Regions from separate parts of the Mus musculus genome. Here regions 1 and 3 are each linked to region 2. A link is a loop called in an ENCODE intact Hi-C map of the cell type or tissue named here. Cell type or tissue: left cerebral cortex. All regions are shown on one strand. Region 1 has its middle 4.7 kb from the start of Tmem178. Region 2 has its middle 38 kb from the start of Gm33596. Region 3 overlaps C230072F16Rik (RIKEN cDNA C230072F16 gene).

What was found. A loop is a pair of places that touch in the nucleus more often than their neighbours do. Peaks named below come from ENCODE experiments on the same cell type or tissue, not always from the same donor. Only the 100,000 strongest peaks of a DNase experiment are listed, where the experiment ranks them.
Region 1: it touches region 2 in a loop (2.2-fold over the local background); 2 of 42 quality-filtered maps call a loop at or near these places.
Region 3: it touches region 2 in a loop (2.4-fold over the local background); 2 of 42 quality-filtered maps call a loop at or near these places.

The regions. Positions count from the first base shown.
Region 1 is chr17:80,935,913-80,943,912 of GRCm38, reverse strand. It overlaps the pseudogene Gm9386. Among named protein-coding and RNA genes, the nearest start is that of Tmem178, 4.7 kb to the left of the region's middle. In left cerebral cortex, no CTCF peak of the experiment used is centred here; DNase peaks (open chromatin) are centred at 1,078, 1,902, 3,887, 4,416 and 1 more place; H3K4me3 peaks cover 269 bases; H3K27ac peaks cover 3,769 bases.
Region 2 is chr17:80,843,032-80,851,031 of GRCm38, reverse strand. No RefSeq gene overlaps it. Among named protein-coding and RNA genes, the nearest start is that of Gm33596, 38 kb to the right of the region's middle. In left cerebral cortex, a CTCF peak has its summit at 3,694 (motif pointing left); DNase peaks (open chromatin) are centred at 3,693 and 5,446; H3K4me3 peaks cover 461 bases.
Region 3 is chr17:80,918,935-80,926,934 of GRCm38, reverse strand. It overlaps C230072F16Rik (RIKEN cDNA C230072F16 gene), which reads right to left. Exons shown (of 6, transcript NR_131127.1): 2 at 3,586-3,768; 3 at 3,334-3,469; 4 at 1-167. Among named protein-coding and RNA genes, the nearest start is that of Tmem178, 22 kb to the left of the region's middle. In left cerebral cortex, a CTCF peak has its summit at 4,850; DNase peaks (open chromatin) are centred at 4,075, 4,352, 5,030 and 5,415; H3K27ac peaks cover 1,164 bases.

The DNA.
Region 1 (8,000 bases), 93 kb before region 2:
GCTTCCCTCTCTCGGGCTCCTGGCAGCCTGGAACCCTTCTCTCTGCTCCAGCCCTGCTTCTGCAAGAAGATGCCCAGTGTCCCTGGAGCCACAGAACCACAGTCAGAGATAATAGCCGCCCACTTCATTCCTGCCTGTTCTGAGATGGACTTCTTTTTCTTGGGCTATCTCTACGCCTGAGTGACTGACCGTCTCCTGGATCAATACGGCCTTGCAGTGGCACCTGCTCTGCCAAGTGATTATTGCCTTTGAATAAAGCAAGCCCACCAGTGATAAATCAAAGTAATGATTTTCTCCTGTACTAGTTTTTTTTTTTCCTGGTGGTCATCGAGGGTCAACAACAAACCAGTGCTCTACACCGGTCAACATCTGAGGCTTTCTGCTTTTCCAGGGCTTTTCTGGAGTCACAGATGTTCACTCTAAAAATGGCAGGCAGGATCTTTCTAAAAGAGGAATCCTTGGGACCAAAGTACAGAGTGAATGATGCGCATGTATATTCTGCATGGCAAGGTGCCATACCCTGGTCCCACCTACACCCTTGGGGCCATGTCAGAGGCAGAAAACCATGCTGTACCAGTCCAGGACGGCTATCCTTATGCTCTGACACTATGAAATATTAATGACTGAAGAGATTATGAGGCATTCATTAGATGCTAAATGTCATTACTCCGTGCTTTAATGGGACTTATTAATTAGTGCCCCACGTCCGTTGGTATAGAGGTGGTTGATCTGCCTCCTATGGAATGGCATCTGTAACGGTGACACGAGATGCTGCTGCGATCCATGTTCATTGCTGCTTGGGCTCCACGTCTTCAGGGATTTTTTTTTTCCTGTGGAAGAGCATGTACCTCTTCTTAGCTGTTCACTTCACAGAAAGATCCCTTAAGCAAATCTTGGTCCTATCAGACCCCCATGCCCGTGTCTGCTGACCTGACAATGTGAATTATTGCTTGGATTTTTCCTCACAGCTTCAGCAAGAACTGTGATGAGCTCTGGGTCTAATTAAGGAAGACAAAGAATTACAATTTTAGTGTTCTTCTCACAATCAGCTTTTCCTTCTCAGGAAGCACTAAACCCGGCAGAGGAAGCGTTTTCAGGATTTACACAGAAATGATGGGACTTAGAAGGTTTCATTTATTTATATTCTATAATATGTGTAAGATTATAGATCTTTCCAGATATACAGAGCCCCTTTAACTGTGAGTCGAACTGGCATCTGAAATTAACTTAGAGTGCCCTGTGTCATATACATATACATATATACATATACACATATATACATATACATATACCATATGGCATTTCTCAAGATAGTTATTACAAGCCCCGAGACTGCTTCATGTTTAGTTGTCTTCGCCCCTTTATCATGTCCTCACCCAATGTACTACAAGGCACAAATACTCAGCCACATTTCATAGTCACATGATTATCATCACACTAACCCTGTCCCCAAGTGAAAAAAGGGTAGCAGAAAATCTTCTCAGTCACTGCTATGTGACTTAAAAGAACATAGTGTCCTGCCTATAGAACATGGTGTCTTATAGACCGTGGCATTTGTTCTGCCTTTGTGGAACTCTTTGATCACACCCTTCTTAAAAACCAGCATCATCCTCGGAGTTCATTTACGTCTCTGTTTAAAATCAACCTCAGCATATAATCTAAAGGTTATTCAATGATGGATTGCCTTTGACAGTATTTCATAAAAAATGTCACACATTACAAATATGGGCCAGCAGTGTGTAATGAGAGTGCTGCCTCTGCTGGTTCTGCATTATCGGCGTCGGAGAAAAGTGACATGTGATGTGTATACTGGCTTTGCTACAGCGACTGCACATCGCTTCGTCCGTCCACGTTTTCAGCCTTCCTCTGTTGGAGATTTCCAGTGATGAATTGTCACCCACCAACCCCAGCTGCTCAGGAGTGAGGAATGCCGAGATGAGAAAACTTCCCATCTTCATGCTGTCCCCAGTCTGGTGGCAAGCGGGGAAAACATGCACAGAACTAGAGGCAAGGGCTGTGGCAGAAATATAAACCGAGTGTTGTGGGAAGATGAACAGTAAATGACAGACTGCCTGGGGAGCGGGAATTCAGGTGGGCTGAGGACAGGCATCTGACTTAGTTCTCCAAGGATAGATTCAGTTTTGCCAAGGGAAAATATCAGCGATACTAGCATCTCATTCAGGTTATAACTCTTTGGTTTTATGTCCATCTAGTACATTTGGAAATTTCAGTGTTTATGGACACTGTAATACAAATACTTTTCCATGTCTTTAAGTCATCTAGTCGGACTAATCTAATGGCTTCTTACATGGCTCAGAATTAGCAGGGCTAGGACCTCAATATTTTCAAATGTTGCTTGCTTCACTCATCTAAAATTTGTCTTTGCTCTCTCCAGACCAAACACTCCAGTGCATCCCTCACTAAACAGCCCTGTTGTGAAGGGACAGGGAGAAATCTGGAGAATTTCCATCTGGGAACGTTACTGTATTTGAACATGTCCAAACCTCAAGCTCGTCTTTCCCTACGTTGTGTCTGCCCTGCCTCCAATCTCTTTTTCTCTCCTGTTGACAAGCCATATAAGCCACTCATACTCTGTGTTTCAGAATTTCGCAAATCATGTGGCTTTTTCCTTTGAAGTGTCATTTATATCTGTCCTTCTGGGTCTTTTCCAGTAGCCCGTGCTGGGGTGGCAGTGCTCTCCTTGGTCCCCAGGATTTCAGGACCAGCTCTTCCTATAGTCACCACAGATACTGTTGCCACTGCATCCTTCTTAATGTCCCTTTCCTCCTGTCACCTTACATGCCCCACTCTTTAGCATAGAGAAAATAACTCACTGTATCTCCCTAGGGCCTTCTTTGTTACTGTTAAGTATTCCCATAGCATTTAAATGCCCCAACTGATGTGTTGGCCATTTTAACACTTTTGCCCTCCTCAAACACATTCGCTATAATATCTGAGTGCCAAACTTTGATCATATTTATCATTAGAGTCATTGCATAAATATTTCCTTATAGAAAGGCCTATACAACACACACACACACACACACACACACACACACATTCACACACCTCCATGTATCCCAGAACTATGGCGCTATGACAATGATTTATTGATACATCAATGCTAAGTTAACATTGCTGGTCATAAATATTCTAAAAGACCTTTGCCTTTCTGTAATAGTGCCAAGATTCCATGTACCACCCTTCCTTATTTTGAACACGTGGACTAAGCCCATGTTATTTAACCAAACCTAGGAACTAACTCATGAAAAGTGAGGCTTTCTTTTTCCTGGTAATATCACACATTTTTTTTTCCAGTACTTAATGTAAGGATGTAGTCAATTATGTTGTTGATCTACAATATGTCGTTTCTAAAAATACTTGAGGTATCTTCTCTAAGTTTTTCTCTGGAAGCAATGTTATTTTAACTCAAGATATATTAAGCACTTCCAATGTAAGTCTTGGTGCTAGGCCTCACTGGATTCTGCCACCGTGGAGGAAACATGCTCTATGCATGTCCTACGAAGCTTTAGGTTGCTAGAGGAAGAAAACAGAAATGTAAGAAGCAATGAAGAGCTTGGACAAATGATGTCACAAGGGCACAAAAAACATCCCAGAGGAAAACCTAGTCTAGAGACAGAAGTTTCCACTCTGAAAAGCGTGGCATCAACACTATCTCAGGCCCTCGGAAGAAAAGAAGTCATTTCTTCTGTCAGCTGAGTTTAGGGCAACCCCACGGGTGTATTTTTAGAAGCAGCACCCACACCATGGTGCTCCACAGGATCCCACACATGTGGAAAATCATCCTGACAGTGCCATTTTGTCACAGACTAGATGCCTGAAACCACAAAATACCACGAAAACCCTGAAATAGATGGTGCCTGATAAGTTTCTCATCTCACTGACACACCACAGAATGTCACCATTCTTTTACACATTCCTGGATTAAGCTGTTTCCTTTTTGGATCCTTTAAGCACATATGGTAGGGGGGAAATGTTCAAAGACACCCGTAACCACGTTAAGTCCCACTCAAAGCATGATGTGCTGGCAGATGGCGGCTCATTAATCGCCATACCTAACTGCACCCGCCACCTTGTCTGTGTTTGTAGATACTAGGGTTCGATTCTATGCTCTTGGGTGATATGTGACAACCAAAGTACAACTGAATGTAGCTAAGATGCCCATTGCCTCCAATTCATAACCATCTGTGTGGTTGCCCCGATGGACAAAAGAGCCTGGCTTACCAAATGTCTACCCATTTTCTCAGACATAAATCTTCTATCACAGCTATACCCCTACAAAGAACCCAGGACCTAGGGAATTCCCATGGGTGCTTGGGTCAAAACAGCCTGCCTAACAGAGGCTCAGTGCTCCCTAACTCTGCACTGCAAGGCAGGTGGTTACCCATATTCTCAGATACACAGTTCTGAACAACTAGACTATAAATGTCTGCCTCACACGGTCTTCATAATCCTTCCCACTCCCTTCCCTCCCCCGTGCCTATTATAGTGAGGAAATTTAATGTAGATGGCATAGATGCAAGTGGTTAGATAATTTATTAGTGACACATGTCCATGCTGTTATTTACATTCAAATAGTTGACAAAGGAATGGGAAATAGTTAAAGTACGAGGTGACATTGCAACATCGGTCAAGTTCAACCATATATGGAGCTTGGACTTGAATCAAAAGAAAATCTTTAAGGAGTTTTAAGCAGGGAAAGGGCATGAATTGATTCATGTTTGTAAATGTCACTCAGACTGCTGCGCAAAATTGGCTGGGGGTTGGGGCTGGCCAGTATCAGGCAGGACAACCAGTCAGGCACAATGGTCTAGACAAGATTGGTACCATTAACACATAGGCCCAAGGAGGCAGCAGCTTAAACAGGGAAACTGGTGGAGCTCTAACTCACAGAATCACTGTGAGCGCAGGTTATGGAGACCAGAAACCAAGCCCCATTCATTTTCAATGTGAACCAGGAGCTGTGAAAGGAAGACAGGAGGAGAAAAGCATTTACAGAGAGAAGCGGAAGAATGCTTTGGGCACGTTGACTTTGAGATGGCACTCAGCAAGCCCAGTGGAAAAGGCAGTTGGATGTGTGAATGTAAGACTAAGAGAAGCAGAGCACGCTGGGTTGCCGCCGCCGCTGCCGCCATCGTGCCAGCCCCACGGGTCTCAGAGGTGGGTGACTCTCCAGGATGGGAGACAAGCCAATTTGGGAGCAGATTGGATCCAGCTTTATTCAGCATTACTACCAGTTATTTGATAACGACAGAACCCAACTAGGCGCAATTTATATTGATGCATCATGCCTTACGTGGGAAGGTCAGCAGTTCCAGGGGAAAGCTGCCATTGTGGAGAAGCTATCTAGCCTTCCGTTCCAGAAAATTCAGCATAGCATCACGGCGCAGGACCACCAGCCTACACCAGATAGCTGCATCATCAGCATAGTTGTGGGCCAGCTCAAGGCTGATGAAGATCCCATCATGGGTTTCCACCAGATGTTTCTATTAAAGAACATCAACAATGCTTGGGTTTGCACCAATGACATGTTCAGGCTTGCCCTGCAACTTCGGCTGACCTCCTCCTGGCCACAGTCACGCTGTTTCCTCCTCCCTCTTCCCAATCCTAGTTCACTCCTCCAGATGCTCCAAATATCATACACAAACGAGCAGGGCCGAGGCGGGAGCGGGTGCAGGGCGCTTCTGTCACCACGGTGTTGTGCATGATGTTTGGATGCTAGACTAGTCGCATCTGACAGGAAGTTTGTGTTGTACCAGCGCATGCCTTGGAAAGACTTAAGTAATGCAAACGATTGTGGGGTTTTGTTTTTGTTTTAATTTTTGTTTTGTTTTGTTTTTTAATCTACTGACAAGTTGCTCTAGTAACCCAAAGAAGTGAAGGAGAAAGCAGCTGCCTCACCAACCGCCCAGATATTGATTTGTTCAGATGTTTCAATGCCTCATGATACAATAAAACCACAAAAATTTTCTTAAAAAAAAGACTAAGAGAAGCAGCCTGGGGCGAGGGTGTGGCTTGATGGTAGAATGTTTTCTTGATGCGGGCAAAGCCCTGGGTATGTTCCCAAGCAGAGGGAGTAAGGAGAATTTAGAGTAGAGATTTAAATTAGCAATATCAACATATAGGTACAAACTGCCTATTGACTGTTAAATTCATAAGACTAGATGAGATTGCTCAAGGGAAGAACGGCATGAAAAAGCTGAGAGACTGGAGTCAGGGATCTGAGACCCTGGAAAATAGAGAGCTTCGTTAGAAGAGAAGACTCCACGCCTCTGTGAAGTGGGGATAAGAGTAGGGTCCTCCTTAAGGATGCTAGAAGAATCTAAAGGAGACAAAGCAGTTAGAGACACAGCGGGTGTGAAGCTGACGCAGAGCAAGTGCTCAGCATAACTGACAGCGTGTTCTCCTGCTTATCATTTATCATCGGCAACAACAAGCTCTGGAGACTGCTCGCTCTTGCTGCTCACAATCCTGTGGTCAGAACATGACCCTTCTTCCAAGGACCGGGCCCTAATGAGAAAGCACAAAGGCCCGGTTTAAAACCCCCCAAAACATAAATTGCCTGTGAGATGATATGCATCCAAACTATGAGGAACCATTACACTCTTTCAATAGCCTATTTGTTATGGGCCCATAAAGAAGGTGGTTAATGCAGTTTTGTGAACAGCATAAATGAGCTGCTGGAGCCTGATAAGGTGTCTTCACCTTCCCAGGTCTTTAGAGTGGATGAGCTGGAAAGGCCTGGGCGTGAAATGACTGCCCACAGCTGCTGCATCTTACAGGCACAAATCATGGGTGAGTGTATCTGAACTATTTTTTTTTCTTGAATAAGGGATAGAGAAGCTCTCAGAGGACAAGGGGACATTAAGTCAGCCTTGAACAACACCTGTATAAGGAAAGAGAAAAAAACTACCCTCCTCTTTTATTTGTTCGTTATTTATTTATTTATTTATTCACTTTATATCACAATCACTGCCCCCTTCCAGTCACCCCCTCACACAATCCTTCCTCCTATTACCCTCTCCCCTCCTCCTCTGATTGGGTGGGATATGTTTCCCCACCCCCTCCCCCTTTTAAGAAGAGCATGAGAAAGGACAAGGATTCAGACACAGTCCAGACTGAATGACACATCTCCTAGAAGGCTGAAAACACCGCTGCTCAAGTCATGAGGAACATAAACACCGCCGGCATGAGCTGGGTCAACATTCCTGATTCTCAGGGCCAAGATCTGGAGATAAAGATTGAGTCAAATTCGAATCAACAGGATCACATAAGCATTTGTCCCCACCTGTGAGAGCAAGGTCACACCCTGGACAGCTCTGTTTTCGTCTTCAATTCTTGTTTTGGATAAATCTCTTGAAAAAACTGGACGATTCCATGTATTCATTAGCTTGGGTGTGGATAGCTATCAACGGCTGGATGCTGGGGGGGGGGGGGGGAAATAGCTCAGGGTGTGATCTATCCAGCACAGCACTCAGTGTGCCAGGATAAATCAGGCACTGCGGAGTGCGAGCATCTGATGCGCACAGTGCTTGGAGAGCCATGCTGTCCTCCTGGAAGGAGTCACCGGTTTGGCAGCCCTTGACACACGATCTTCATGGTCACACCTGAGCCCCTGTAATGAATGGGCACCACATGGCACTGATGGTCACTCAAGGAGAGACTGGGATGAAAGCTTGGGGACAAATGACCACTTCACCTCCTACTACAGGATGGAGATGGGCAGGACCTTGTCAGGGTCAGATTTATGAGGCTGATTAAGGGGGGGGGGGGCGAGGGGAACGCATCAGTGACCAAAAAGGAATCCAAGTAGGTGGCGTTGATGTATGAGCCCCATCTGCCTAATTTATTAGGTGTCGGCATCAACCTGCTTGTGAAGGAGAGCCTTGGATGGTGTGAGTGGCAAGCCAGAGAGAAGGCTGGCAGTGAGGGAGATGCCTCTTAGTGTTTTCCAGCCAAGGCACTTTGTGCTTGTGGAA
Region 2 (8,000 bases):
TGTATGTAGCTCAGGGTGGCCTTGAACTTAACGGTCTTTGTACCTTAACCTCCCGAGTGTTAGGACTGTCAGAATACACCACCATTCCTGGATGCCTTGTGTCTCTGTGTTTCAAATCATCCCTTGTAAAGGAGAAGAAACAGAACCAGTAGGGATCCTGTCGAGTCCTTCCCTTCCACAGGCTTTGAGGGTCTAAGTGAAATGTTTTTCAGGAAGTGGCAGGGCAAGCAGTTTGTTAGTAGTGACCCTCCACATCTAACAATGCCTAACGTATACCAAGAGTCCTGTAGTGAGCAGAAAGAATACTCTATACTTACCAAACAAGGAGAAAGAAAAGAGTAAGCACTGGAACTTTCGTCATGGTCGTGTTACTACAATGAACTACCTGAGGCAATCAGCTTATTGGGAAAAAGGGTTTTGTAGCTCACAACCTGGAGCTTCAAGTCCAAGATCTGGCATCCTCTTTCCTTTAGCTCCAAGCAAGAATAGAACACCATGACAGAGTCTGTATTAGTGCCACTTTCATGCCTTCAGCCAGGAAAGGACTGAAGGAGACTCTCATGATCCCTTTAAGGATGTGTCCCCAGTGACCTAAGGACCACCTTCAGACACCACGTCTTAAAAGTCCAAAGTAGCTCCCCAAACTATCACCGTGGGAACTAAGCCTTTTTAGATAGCCCTTCAGGGAACAACATCCAAACCATAGCAGTGGGGGAGGCTCTACCACTCAATCAGGTCCCACCACCCTTTAGCAAGTGTCTTGAACAAGGACTTGCTATGAACTAAAAACATTTCTCAAACACGGGACCATATTTATCAGCATGGGATACACACTTACCATTCCAATAGCCAACATTTCCTATGTCTTGGGCTTTAGTGGAAAAAGAAATGACCTTCTCATGTTGGCTGTCAGTGTCTCTAGCCATGAAGACCAATAGTTTAAGTTGGAACTGGAAAGTCAGATTTCCTAAGTTCTGATTGTGTGTGTGTGTGTGTGTGTGTGTGTGTGTGTGTGTGTGTGTGTGTGTCTGTGTCTGTGTCTGTGTCTGTGTCTGTGTGTCTGTGTGTCTGTGTGTCTGTGTGTGTCTGTGTCTGTGTGTCTGTGTGTCTCTCTGTATGTGTGGTTTATTTGTATGTGTACATGCATACACATACATGTGTAAACCTGAAGTCGACATCATGTATCTTCCTTGATCACATTCCACCTTTCCTTTTGAGATAATTTCTCACTGAACATGAAACTCCTGGATGCAGCTTGTCTAGCCAGCAAGCCCCAAGGAACGTCTTCTCTCAGTCCCGTGACCACCCACGGACCAGCACCGGGATGAAATGTTTGAACCGCACATGCAGCTGCTGTATGTGGGTGTTTGGGATCTAAACCCAGGTCTTCAAAGGCTTGCACAATACACCCTCCATTGGCTGAACCATCTCCCTGTCTCCCCGATCCTTGATCTACCATTTTCTATGTGAGTTTGTACAAGTCAAACTTTACAGACATAAATACCTAATCTACAGATGAAAGGAAAGAAAGTATGGGCATGAAAAACCAAGGACAGAGGAAGACGATAGAAGTGTCTGCCGTAGATGTTAGCATTGTCTGCAACAGTCTATCTGATCTATTCACCTACTAACTGTTATCTAGGAGTACTAATTTTAGTGTGAGTTAGTTTATCACATTCCTTCAGAAGTACCATTGTAGAAGTTGGGTCCTATGCCAGAGTACAGGAAGCCTAACCTCTATGCTGTTCAGAGGAAAACACCGAAGCTCACTGACCTGCCAGTGAACCTCTGCTTCTTCAGTGGTCTAACAGACCGGCACCTGCATCCAAATTCAATTTAACACCCTCTCTACACCATCATACTTTTACCTGTAAGGAATACAAAGAAAAACACGTGGAAGCAAACGTCGCTGGGTACTCAAGCAGCCAGAGGATTATTTACAACACTTCGCTTAGAATTGTGTTGAGTTTGACCACAGCTAGAGGGTTTCCTGAGGTGCAGGGTTTTCAGCTTCAAAACCAAGACAGTACCAAAGACAGAGGACAATTGGTCCACATCTTGGTCCCTGCTGTGCTGCTGGAGTATAATGACCCAGACCAGGTAAATTACAAAGTGAAGAGCTATATAGTCATAGTTCTGGAGGGTGGGAATCCCCACAACGAGGTACCACAGTCACAATTGTCCAAGTCAGGGCTGTTCTGCATTTCCAAGATAGTGGTGTCTTGCTGTAGCATCCTCCTAAAAGAACACATGCATGCACACACACACATACATACACACACATACACGTGCACGCACACACACATGTACACATGTACGCACTAAAAATAAATGAATACATGTAACTTTAAAATATAAAAACAATAGCAAATAGCTATAAGCAGAGAGTAGGCTTGACCTAGTTTGCATCCCCTAGGTTCGGGAACAGGAATGAAGCCAGAGCTCCCCACTGGTGTCAGGAAAGCCACTGCATTGCTACTACAAGACAAGGACTAGCCCTGGGATAGCATCTCTGAGTTACAAGGAATGGATAGATAAACTGAAGAATGCATAGTTACACTATTAGGAAAGAAGGGAGTGAGCCCCAAAGATGGAATAGTTCCTGAGGCAGACGCTGGAAGAACAAAAGAAAGAGTGCGGAAAGCTAATGGTTTTTAGAAAAATCAAAAGATTTCTGGGCCATCAGTGAGCTAGAGCAGTATGGAAGGACAGAGCAAAATTCAGGGCCCAAGAACTTGCTGTGTAGAAAGAGTAATCACTGTCTCTCAATTACTGGTTCCTACCCCCATACCACCAGCCCCCCACAATCTATTACTTCATTAACCTGGCTAAAGAAGTACCTTCCTGCAACACATTGTGTAATGTCATCTATCACCAATATGTCAAATCTGTGTGTATAGAAGCTTTCGGCTCCCTTTTTTGTTTTCTTTTGTTTTGTTGTTGTTGTTGGAGGTTTTTTGTTGTTTTTCGAGACAGGGTTTCTCTGTGTAGCCCTGGCTGTCCTGGAACTCACTCTGTAGACCAGGCTGGCCTCAAACTCAGAAATCCGCCTGTCTCTGCCTCCCGAGTGCTGGGATTAAAGGCGTGTGCCACCACTGCCCGGCTTCAGTTCCCTTTTTAGTGACAATAGTTTATTAAATTAAATTTGATGGTGAGAGATGCTAACTGTGCCCAGTTTTAATTCCTTCCTGGAAGGTTTTCACTTCAACCACAATCTTCCTCAGGTCAACTGTGAACAAAACACAGCTCCTCTCTGGACCTGAGACTCTGTCCTTTTTTTTTTTTTTTTTTTTTTTTTTTTTTTTTTTATTCTCTCTGACAACACATTAACGCAGGGATTCTGCACCTACAGACTACAGCACTGAGGTTCTGAGCAGTTTTAGACTATTCAGAGGACTCATCACCTGTGACAGACCCAAGGCAAGATGAACCAGACCGGTGCCTCCAAGCTCCCACAAGTTGGCTTCAGACTCAAGCGCGCAACTTGCCAAGATTAACCAGAACGACTCTCTGAGAACTGCGTACACAGTCCGAGAACTACATACACAGAAAGGCTCGGAGAAGTTCCCACTCCCCTGGTCCTTATCCAATAGCTTTTCAGCTGTTTCAGTTGCTAAGTCATGCGCAAGTTATTGAACCTGAAAGGAGACCCACGTGCTCCCGTGATAAAGTCTGGCATGGAGGCTGGGAACTCCCTCTGCAGGCTGCGGGATGGATGGTTCTGCACGGAATTGGCTTGCACAGAGTGCGGTCGTTTACTCTCATCCTCACCCGGGGATGCTTTTTCTTATCTGTATCTGTTGCCTCTCTCGCTGCTTACCAAAGTGTGTTCAGTAGGGCCGTGTGTGCAAACGAGCAGAAGATGAAATCCGCTTGAGAAAAATCCATCTTTCCGCGTTTTGGGCGATACACTTTCATTGTGTCACCTTGTGGCCAGAGAGTGATAGATAAAGATGCCAGAAGCCCTCTACTAGGTGCCAAATATCTGTGTGCATGGCCTCTCTCTGTGTGTGTGTGTGTGTGTGTGTGTGTGTGTGTGTGTGTGTGTGTGTGATGCGTGCCTGTGCATTTTTAGGAGAGAATCTAATTGGTACCTGGATTCATTAAAATCTGATGGGATGAGGCATCGATGGGCGTCTGTGATCTGGGATAGAGTCAAACGCATACAACCCAAAACGTCAGTCCCTGCATGGAGGCAGAAGCAGGTTTCCTCTTTGGAAGGCAATTAAGAGGACAGGAGCTTGCAGCCCTAATCCAAACAAGACTGTGGCTTTATAGAAAAAGAAAAGAGAGACTTAAGTTCAATAATTTGCCTCCCAAGTGATTCCCCATGCCTCCCAGGAAATGGTGTGAGCTAGGGTAGGCAAAGGCCAGAAAGCCCACAGGTCAGGTCCATTCAGATCAGAGCAAAAGGACGTAAGGGTTCCTATCCTGGGTCACACTTCACCTAGAAAAGACACTTAGGGGTAGTGAGAGTTAACCCAATAAGTAAATGGATATTTTTGATGAAAACTAAGATCTCTCTCTCTCTCTCTCTCTCTCTCTCTCTCTCTCTCTCTCTCTCTCTCTCATTTCTTTAAATGGGTATGAGAGTTTTTCCTTCACGTGTGTCTACGCAACACTAGTTTCTGTGGAGGCCAGAAGACGGTGTCAGATTCCCCATAAGTAGAGACATCTCAGCCTCTTTTTGGAACTGTCTGGATCTTAATGAGTTTCCCCCAGGATAGAATGATTCAGTTTTAAGGAAATTGCTATATAACACTTCAATTAGTTAACTGGAGGAGGTTCAGGGAAGAAACCCCTGTGCGTGATGAAAAAAAAAAAAGGCAACTGGGTGACACCTCCCATAAGTGGGTGACACCTCCGGTAGCCACTGACTCAAGATACCTAACATCATGCTTTCAATAATCCATCCCTACCTCAGCTCACTGACATTTAATCGCCATTGGGAAGTATTTTTTTAAAAAGGGATGAAAATTAAATCTGACTATATTTGAAGGTATAATTAGAATTTTGGGGGGTAATTGAGATTAACCCAGGGCAGAAGGAGGGAGCTCTAATCCAAAGAAGATGGTGGCTTAGAAAAGAGAGATAGAAGAGACTTATGCTCAATGTTGTGCCTCCCAAGGGATCTCCCATGCCACCCAGGAAATCAGTAGATGAGGCTTGCACGAAGAAGTACCTCACAGGATGTTAGCCTTGAACTTCTTAACCTATAGAACTGTCAAATAAACCTTTATTCTTTATAAAGTACTCAGTCTGTGGCAATGTGTTAGGGCAACAGAAAGTGAAGTAAGTAATCAGGCCTTCTTTTTCTCTTTGCTTGTGCTCACCCTCCTGACTTAACAGTGTGCCAGTAAACATATGGACGATGCTAAAGATAACCAGCACCGACAATTTCCACCGCTACCTTCAAATATTGCCGTTCACAGTTGCTAGGGCCTGGGACCACTGTCTGCGGATGGCTGAGGGGATGGCCAACTGTTTGGGTTCTGTTTACCACGCTTTGGATGAGTCAGAGAGTCATGCATTATTCATCAGCTTCAGGCTAGAAGTAAGATTCCTGTATAAACTCTGCTCATTGGACATTCCAATCCAGAAACAAAGAGCAGCACAGGGGGCTCACCTTGTGATCTCAGCCGTGTGAGCAAATGCTCAGATGACTAGAAACAGAAGCAGGACATTACATCAGGGTCCTGCCAGGTGTCGTATAACTTGATAACGAGCATAGTGGTAGATGTATTTAAAAAGCAGAAATAATGCACAAAGCCCATGAAAGGTCAGTCCAATAATCCTTAAGTAGAACAAGTATAAAGGAGAGCAAAAAGGGAGTTAGAGAATTTCAACAAAATTATGAAACAGTAAAAGGTTCTCTTAAAGCCCCAACATCCTATTCACTCCTTCTTTCCTTCTTTACTCTTAAATAGCAATCCGACCACTCTGTGCCTAGACTAAATTATCTTGCTCTCTAAACTTGTTATCAACCTACCGCCTCAGTCCATGCACATATGTCTAGCAGCAACTAACACTCCCAAGGCATTGTTCTTGAACTGGGTCAATATCTGAGTTAAGGGATTACAATTTGTCACGGACATCTGTCTTTTGCAATTATTGAAAACTCATTTTTATACCTCATACTAAGATGCGTCGCAGCATATAAAAGAAAGTAACATATTGCTAAGATTAGGTTTATATGTTAACGTGATTGGACCCCCCCCCCCCGCCCCAAGGGACTCAGACACTTGGTTAAACATTATTCTGAGTCTGTTGGTTGAGAGTATTTCTGGATGAGGTTACTATTTTGGTTGGTAGCCTGAGTTATGTCCCTGTTCAGCGTGGATGGGCTCTATCTAAATTGCTGAAGGAAATAAAAATAATAGGCTGGCCTTGAACTCCTGATTCTTTTGCCTCAGCTTCCCAAATTCTTAGGATTAGTTAAAAAAAAAAAACTCAGTAAAAAATCTTCCTTATTACCCAAATTATCTTCAAACTGAGCACTTGCTCTCATACTCAGGTATGACTGCACATGACTGGCTAAGTCTCCAACCTGCCAACTACAGATCTTTGAAGATCTTAGTCTATGTAATTTATATAAGCCACTTTTTACAGTAAATCAATAGATTGATAGATGATAGGAAGATAGATAGATAAATAAATAGATATAGACACACATATACATACATACATACATACATACATACATACATAGACACATAGACAGAAAGACAGACAAAACAGGATAGATTGACAGACAAACAGGTAGAGAGATGTAGTCATAAACAATAATCAACAACAGACAGTCATTTCAGTGGTTAGAGTGGAAAATTCTTTTCACCTAACTGAGTTCATAGCCATGGTAGCTGACACAACACCTTACTCAAATGATGCACTGATGCTGCTCTAAATGAGCCTGCAGTGTCGCCAGTCACAAAAATCCTGCAAGTACAGCCATGTCCACACAACACACGAGCCTTGATAAAGATGACAGAAGACTGTGTTTCTAAGTTGTGTTTTCTGAACTACAGTTTTCATTGTTGTCTTAGAATGTACCACTGTGTATAGAAACAGTTTGTCGGGCTAAGGGCTCAGTGGGAGAGAATTTGCCTAATGTGCATTGGGCATAGCCATCAGCACCACAGAAATACACACACACACACACACACACACACACACACACACACACACTCACTTAAGCAGTAAGCCCTATTAATGCTAACAACAATTTCATATAGGTCGCATTTATTGCATTGAGAGGGGAAGAGAGAGAGAGAGAGAGAGAGAGAGAGAGAGAGAGAGAGAGAGAGAATTATGTTTTGGTGCAGGCGCATGTTCATCAGTATGTCCCTCAGAGCTAAGATCAGACATGTTTCCTCACTGAACCTGGAGCTCATGAATTCAGCTAGACTGTCTGGCTAATGAACTCCAAGAATCCTCCTGTCTCCACCAGCCACTAGCATCGAAGTTACAGACACATGCCACACCATGCCTGTCTTTTACGTGGATGCCAAGGATCCAAACCCAGGTCCGATTGCTTGCACAGCAGACATTTGATTGACTGATCCACTTAGTCTCTTAATGCATCTCTTAATTACACCCAGAGGCCACACCAGTTGATTGAACTAAACCATCTAGGTTTGTATCTATAGACTATGATTTGCATAATTACAAAAATTGCTTCACATTTTCCTCTGACTATATTCTGTCACTAAATTGTGTGTTACTGTAGATATTTATAGGCAGAGACATGGTTAAAATACCTATTGGTTATCTTTCCCTGCATGTACATTCCTTATCAAATAATACTCTGGAGCCTATCATTCATCCTAGGAGACACTTTTCTGCTGCTCACCTCTATTCTCCAGCCTCTTTCCTAGATCTCTAAAAATATATTAAACACCTTTTTAATATTTTGATGATTTCCCATTCTGTTGATCCTGCCCTTTGAACAGCGTTTTAAACTATATTTAGAGCAGGGTGCAGCTCGGTGGCGGAATGCTTGC
Region 3 (8,000 bases), 76 kb before region 2:
GGCTCGGGGTCTCTTCGCCTCTGCAATCAAGCTCTCCCAATAAACGTGTGCAGAAGGATCCTGTTGCAGCGTCGTTACTGCTGGCCAGTCCGGCGCGCGCAAGAGACAGCCTTGACAAGGATGACAGGGATGACATGATGTGTTCTCTCTGGCCCTTTCCAGATGTTCTGCAAGAACAGAGTCAGTCCCTTAAGTCACTTCACAACACAGATCCTTTTCCCCTTCCACCGAACCACGAACTTGTGCGTTCTAGAGGGTGGGGCCGCTGTTAAAAAGTTGGCAATGGGGTGGGTAAGGCACTTGTTTTCCTTTAAACAATTCTAAACTCACGCCTAGGAAACTGCTGCAAGCCTATTTTATAGCTGAAGAACCCAAGACCTAGAAAAGTAGTGATTTACCTGGGATTAATGGCCTCATTGGGAATAGATTCCCTGTCTGAGTCCTTGCTCAGCTCTACCCTAGCTGTGTGTGTCACCGGAGCATATAAACTAACTCCATTAGCTTCCCTGAAAATGAGGACAAAAGGGCCACTCACAGGTTTCCTGTCTTGCTCAAGACTTGAAAAGTGCTTTGTAAACTCTGAAGAAGAAAAGAGTGACTATATATGGGTAGCAATCTCCTTAAGCTGGTGGAATGGGCAAGGGGTGAAGCCAGTGAGCACTCAGGCCAGTGGGTCTCAACCTGTGGGTCTAGACCCCTTTGGAGGTCGACCATGTAGCATTAGGAAGGTTGAGAACCACTGACTTAAACTCGTGGTCCCGCCCTGTCTCAGAAGCTAGTGCATGCTCTAGAAATCCGCTCCTATGAAATATTCTCCTGATAGCTTCAAGCTACCATAAAGCCTCCTTGGCAGCTACAGATTTGTTCTTTTTGACTACTGTGTAGTCCCAGGTTTACTCTGAGAAACTTGGCTAAAACACTTTTAAATAATTTAAACTTCTTTTTAAAATATGTATATATTTAGCTACAGCTATGTATATATTTATCTTTAGCTAATTACAATCTTTGCATTAATACAGAAATATCCCAAGACCAAGGGATGGTGCACTCACCTTCCCCAATTTTGTTCCCCACGGGCAGCATTGGTCCACATACACAGTTTCAAAAATAGCATGTATGTGGACATACTGGACTATACTTGATGACTGGCCTTAGGGATCTGTGGTGGGTACTTCACTCTTACAAAGCTGCGAGCTGTTTTTCACAGTTACACAATACTTCACTGTAGAACTATGTCATACTTTGTCCTTGCTCTCTATTAGGTTATTTCCAACTTGTACTTTTTTTGAGGCAGAGTCTCATATATCTCAGAGTTGCCTTCATATTGGATGTAGCAGAGGGTGACACTCGGAATAGCTGATGTCCCTGCCTCCACTTTCAAGTGCTGGAATTACAAGCTTGAGCCACAACTCCAGGCTAATGTGGTTGGCGCTAGGGATCAAATCTAAGGCATGCGAGGCAAGCACTCTACAAATGAACTATACTTCAGCCTTCCAACCTGTAATTCTTATATATGGTATCATATGTAACCTCATTGTGTATATACCTGTGTGGACACAATTTATCTATGCTGAATTTATCCCTGCTATTTACTCAGTAGAAACCACTTCCTCCACTTTTCTTTTGGATTGCTTTTTCTTTTTTGTTTTTCGTTTTGGTGTTGGTTTGTTTTCGAGATAGGGTTTTTCTGTGTAGCCTTGGCTGGCCTAGAATTCATTCAGTAGACCAGACCAGCCTCAAACTCAAAGACCCCCTGCCTCTGCCTCCAGAGTGCTGCAATTAAACGTGTGTGCCACCACCACCCTGCTCCCTTTCCTTCACTTTAAGTAACATTGATGTCTACTCTTCTTCAGTCACCAAGCATGCCTCTGTTGGGCTTTGCAGAGAGACTTGGCATTCACATCCTTCTCTCACCTTGTCTAGTCAAACACTCCTGCCGACAAGCAGCATCTGCATGTGCAAAACACCCTCCGATAGCATCAGCCCAGGATTGCTTTAAATACACCAAAGAGGTCATGCCACAGTTAGTGAGTCTCATAAATAACCTCCTAATGAATAAGACAAGGATGCCAGACTTCCACTCTGCCAAAAGATCAGGTGCGTCTTCATTGGAGACAGAGAACACTGATCCCTCACCAGCCAAGCAAGAACCTTGCATGCCCATGGCAAGGGTCTACCTTGTGGGCTGCTCCAGCCTCTCTCAGCCCCCCACAGCCGCAGTCCATGCATCTCAACTCCTACTCCAGGGAAAATGCTGAAGCAAATTCCAACTTCCAGAGTTGTCTGTAGTTTCAAGAACAGACTTCTGGGGCCCATTTGTACTTACCGAGCATTCGTGCATCCTAGTTTCTAGTCCAACCGTAATTCACCTGCTACGTCTGCACTTTTGGCTGAGCTATGGTTTTCCTAAATTGAAACATTTCTTAGGCTCAAAGATCTCCCTGGTGTTCAAAAGGAAAATTGGTTTCCTATAAAAGCTTGGCACCGCTATCATTAATTAACAGAAAGCAGAATGCCTCTGTGTGTTTACCTTCACAAAGTGTATCCGTGCAATGCACATCTTTCCCGGAGGCATAGTTTATTCCTATAGAGCAGAAATTATGAATGTATTTAAAAATAAATGCATGTCTTTTACCAGCAGGGAAGTTTTGAAGAGCAGATGACATACTTCATCAAAGGACACCAGACATGCGGACGTGAAAATTAAACAGAGCCCTTTGGTAGGAGAAAGTAAATGCGATTAACCCTTTCAGTTAGTCTGAGGGCACTTTTCTACGGTTTGCTTCGACATTTCCAGCAATCTATGGGTTGTTAATCATCTAGCCAGACACTAGCTGTTTATATTTAATCGGATTTGGTGGAGCACAAGTATGTGTGTGAAAGGGGAAAAAAAGGAAAGGTTTTGTTACTAATTAGAATTTCAGACTTCCAGGGGAAGGTAAAGTTATAAGTCTCTCTGTATCTGTTTTTGTTTTGTTGAGTGAGCATCTCAGCACTTGACCTTGAACCTTGACCCAGATTGACCTTGAACTCCTCCCCAGCCTTCTGAATGCTCACATCACAGGCTCGTGCTGCCGTACCCAACTTACAGTTATATTGTTTTTAAAATGTGGCGTAGGAGTGTGGGTATAATTCACAGGTAGAGTGCTTGTCTAGCATGCAGAGTTCCTTAGGTGATCCTTAGGAACATACACACACACACACGCATACACACAAGAGAGAAAGAGAGACAGAGACAGACAGACAGACAGACAGAGACCAAGACAGAGAGGACACAGAGAGACTATACACACAAACACTGGGATGTTGCTAAGTTTTTAGAAAGAAAGAAACCTTGTTATTTGTGACCTCTTGATACTTCAGAAAAATCCATTCCTGGCAAGAGCTGGCCACTGAAGGTAGAAGACGCCATGAAACGAAAAACAGACAGATGGTTTCAGGATGGCACGAAGAAAAATGTAGTGAGGGTCTGTGGACAAAAAAAAAAAGTGTCTTAAGAGGCAGCAATATAGGTGGATCTCCATAGTCCAGCAAAAGAAAAGGGTTCATTGCTAAGCTGGAGAAAGAGGGAACCACTGAATGTACCTGAACTTCCCCAAAACTACAAACATGTCCAACATCAGTCTGGGTCTCACGGTTGGCACATGGCACTCAGCTGATGATCTACATCTCTTCAAACGAATTCCAGGGTCCAAACCAGTGCACGAGGATTATAACTAAAGCCTCCATGTGGGTGATGCTGGGCACATTATGTTGATAAGCCAGACTCTGCAAAATAAATATGACTTGATATCATCTCTGTGTGGAATCCAAGGTACAACCCTATGGTGGCTTGAATGAGAAGATCCTCCAGTCTCAAATGTTTAAACGCTTGGTCCTCAGTTGACATTGCTGTTTGGGGGAGGTACAGAATGTATAGCCTGTGGGAGGAGGTACATCACTGGAGGCTGGCTTTGAGGGTTTAAAACATCATGCAGCTTCCAGCTTGCCCTCCCTGTGTCATGCTGAGACTCTCAGCTTTCTGTCTCCGCTACCATGCCCGCCACTGTGGCTACGCTTCTCTTAGGCATGGTGAGTGACTACACTTGACAATATTGTGTCATAGCCCTGAGATTTTCTTAAATGTTCTTACTACAGGTAGAGTAGGAAATGCAAATTCTACGAGGTGACGGATATGTTAATAGTTAGACCGCGGTGATCACTTTGTAATGTACATACATACCCAAACGTCAGGATGTACACCTTAAATGTCTTAAATATGCACAGTTCCAATTTGTCATACTTCAGACAAGCTGAAAAAAAAAATCAGAATCTGTTCAGATCCTGAAGTGCGACTGAAATAAATATTCTTTGTGTGGTTTGGTTTTAGCTGGCATCATCTGAGTCACGATACATGGAAAGCTCTGAGATGGCTTGTAATGTTAGCTACGTTATCATTTGCATTAGATGATTTCAAGCCATAATGTAACCTGGATTATATCCAGTGGCAAAAGACTGCCTAGCATGCACCAATCCTTGGGTTCAGTCTGTAGAACTGAAAGAGAAAGGGGAGGAGAGGGGAAGAGAAGATAGTAATGACTTGTGAGTATGTCCTTGAACTCTGGAACCTCACTGTATATTATTATTATTATTATTATTATTATTATTATTATTATTATTATTATTATTATTTTGCTCCTATGATTTTTTTTATAACAAGGTTGGGGTGAGGGTAAGCAATGCTGTTAAACACTGTGTTCAATAAACACTTGCTGACTTTAATTAGAGATGATCTCCTATGTTCCACGATAGAAAACATCAAACATTTTAATTTAAAAATCCCACTCAGAATCCTTCAGACTTGTCGCTCACAAGAAGCAGGAGGCGCAGTGGGACCACAGCTGAAGGAAATAGCTGCTTGGCAGTCCTCCTCCCCTCCCCTCCCCTCCCCCCCTTCTGTTGAAGGCACTGCCAGCGCCAAACAGAGCAATGCCATGTGTCCTGGGAGCACCAAGCAACATCAATTCTATTAAACTGAAAATGGAACAGACCACAAAGTCCAGCAGGCGAGAGGCTTGCTGAGGTCTTGGCAGCAAAAGACAGGCACAAACAGGCAAGAGGAGCCAGAGGACAAGCCAGGCCAGCTGCAAACCTGAAGGTCTTGGTGCCAGCCACTGCTCGTTAAAGGATCACAGAACCTGCAGGATTCATTCCCCAACCTGCCCTGCATTGTTCTGCATGCTCCACTCTGTTCCACTTGCACTCTGAGCTCCCTGCTCTTTCTTTTGAGCCGGCTTCAATCTGGCACCCTGACTACACTTTCTTCTTAACAACAACCTACCACTTCACATTTGGGTCTGGCGTTTCTTCTTTACTTGGGATTGCTTAAGTGGCTTCTCTTATAACAATGAGTGTCAAGGTTCCTTTAGCCTGCCTTGGGAGCCTACTCCTGTGACTGTTTCCATTGGAAAGCCCAGGCATTCAGCCAGGCACTCTCCCTTGGTCCTTAGACATAGGAAAGTCTTTGGAAAATCCTCAAAAGACGTAGTGGATTCAAGCATAGCCCAGTTTGTGAATACACAGAACTTCAGCTCAAAGGGAGCAGAGGACTCATGGACACAGTACCTTTGTGGTCTCAGGCATCGGGCAGTTGGTATCAGTGAGCAGGCGCTGCAAGCCTGTCAACCAGGAAGTAGTCAGGAACCATACCAGGCCCATGTCACTGGACCCGGATGAGCACTAATTCCAAAGGAGAGGCTGCTATAGTTCCTACCAGGATTGATCTCATAACTGTGATAGGCAAGGAGTTAGAACCATTGGGAATCTAGCTTTCATGTAAGAGATACAGGGTGCAGACAAAAGCAAGGTGGGCAGAGACATGGTAATGAGGATACTTCCATGGAGGGCTGTGGCCTTTGACATTATTTTGATGAAAAAAAGGTTGTTCTTTCCACTCTCATAATGTTTTAGAGAACTTTAGGGAAAGAAAAAAAGTTGGCATAATTAGCAATTTTAGACTTTTATAACTAAGCAGAAAATAGTTTTGATAGCATCCACATATCTCGTCACATACCAAGATCGTTTATTTCCAGTAGGAATGCACCTGGTTAAAAGATAAGGAATAACCCCCTACTTTTGGAAAATCCAAATCGGACAACACACCACCCGATAGAGGTAGAGCAGTGCGTTAAAGGAAACGCCCAGGTCAGTGAGGCCTGCTGGGTACTGCATCACACTCGAGCCTGTTCACCAGGATCAAAAGGTCTCCTCCCTAAAGCGTGTCAGTAATTTAATCTCCCCCGCCATGTAATCTGGTTTGCAATTGTAAACCAATGCAAAATCATGACAGCAAATACTTAAATATATGCTTCGAACCTGGGCGATTGCCCAGAAGTAAAATGCATCCAAAGATCCAATATCCTGACATTTAATAAAAGTTTGAATTATATTTGCAGCCTGCTATGATTTAATTTTCCTGAGTTCAATATTTAATAAAACTATAAAAATCTATTACATGTATCTTGTGCTATTGCGCAAGGATAGCTAACCTGTCTCGTTCTAGTGCCATGCTGCAACAGATTAAATCTGAATCTCACCATTAGCTAGTTGGGTTACAAATCATTCAATCTGTCCGTCCTTCGGTTTTCTCCCCAGTTAGATAGGGATTAAAAGAGAATCTCTTTAAGGCGACTGTTGTGAAGATTCAATGATTGGACATAAAGACTGTGAACCACTGCTGAACATGCTGTGAGAACTCAGTCCATTTTAGTTAGGCTTAATCTCTTTTCATGTGTAACCGGTACCCTCTGGTTCTTGTTTTGTTTGCTCACTGGTGTCAAATGGCTACATACAAACTCTGTTAAGAGAAGAGAAGAATTTTGTCAATTTGTGAATTCAACAAGGGCACCCTGAGGTCAAATGAGCCGTATTAGCAGAGAGATCTGTCTTGAATCAAACATGAGTCCTATGAAGGTTGAAGTTAGGGCAAACTTAAACTTCACAGGCTCCTAAGCTCCAAAGCTGATAACATGTTCACAAAACACCAGAAATCTATTTCTGATAAGCTGATAAGTTACACTTCTCTTGTGTCTATTTCGGCCATTTCTACCCCAAGCCCTATAAAACACTAGAAACATCCCAAGATGCTGTGGACCCTCAGAAGCTAGAAGGCAGGCTGTAATGCCAGCTCACCGTGTTAGTGAGTGAAATGCTCAATGAACCTTGAGTTGACAAAGAGCTGATGAGGCCTCTTTTCTTCGTGGATGCTTGATCTGCATCAGAGCAAGGTGCTCACGAGACTGGGACAACTGAATGCAAATATTTTACTTAACTTTTTTCCTCTGTAAAACTGTGACTTTGATTCCCTTCCTGGGTGTCTGAATATTTTTGGAAGAATGTGGCACAGACTGCCTGACTACAACAGCTCCTACTTATCAACAGTTCAAGTGTATTTAACCTCCAGGACAGTCCATTCAGGAGTTATTACCCTTGGAGCCATTTTAAGGGTGATGAAATAATGGAAAATGGAAAGATTGAATTTTTCTAAAATCACACAGCTATTGACCTGGGCATATCAGCCTGAGACTAAGTCTTATCTAACTTCTGAAAACACCACATTTAACTACTGCACTGTAGTAAATGCTGTTTCCTATGGAGGCTGGGGAGATAGTGCAATGGGTAAAGCACTGTATGTATTATTATATGCAAGCATATGTATGTCTTATTGTATGCAAGCATGAGTATCTAAGTTTGTATCCCTCTTACCTGTGTAAAAAGCAGGCATGGTGATGTGGGACCCAAGGCTGGGAGCTGGAACCAGGAGGATCCCAGAAGAGCAGGCCAGCCTGGCAAGTCAAATGACAAGCTCTAGGCTTAGGACAAGACCTTGTCTCAGAAAAGGTGGAAGGTAAAGAGAGGAAGACAGCTGACATTGACATTGACCTCTGAACTCGAGGTGCCACACTCACACACACTGTCTCATACTCAAGCTTGCAGCACACAATCGCAACCACAAAAGAACT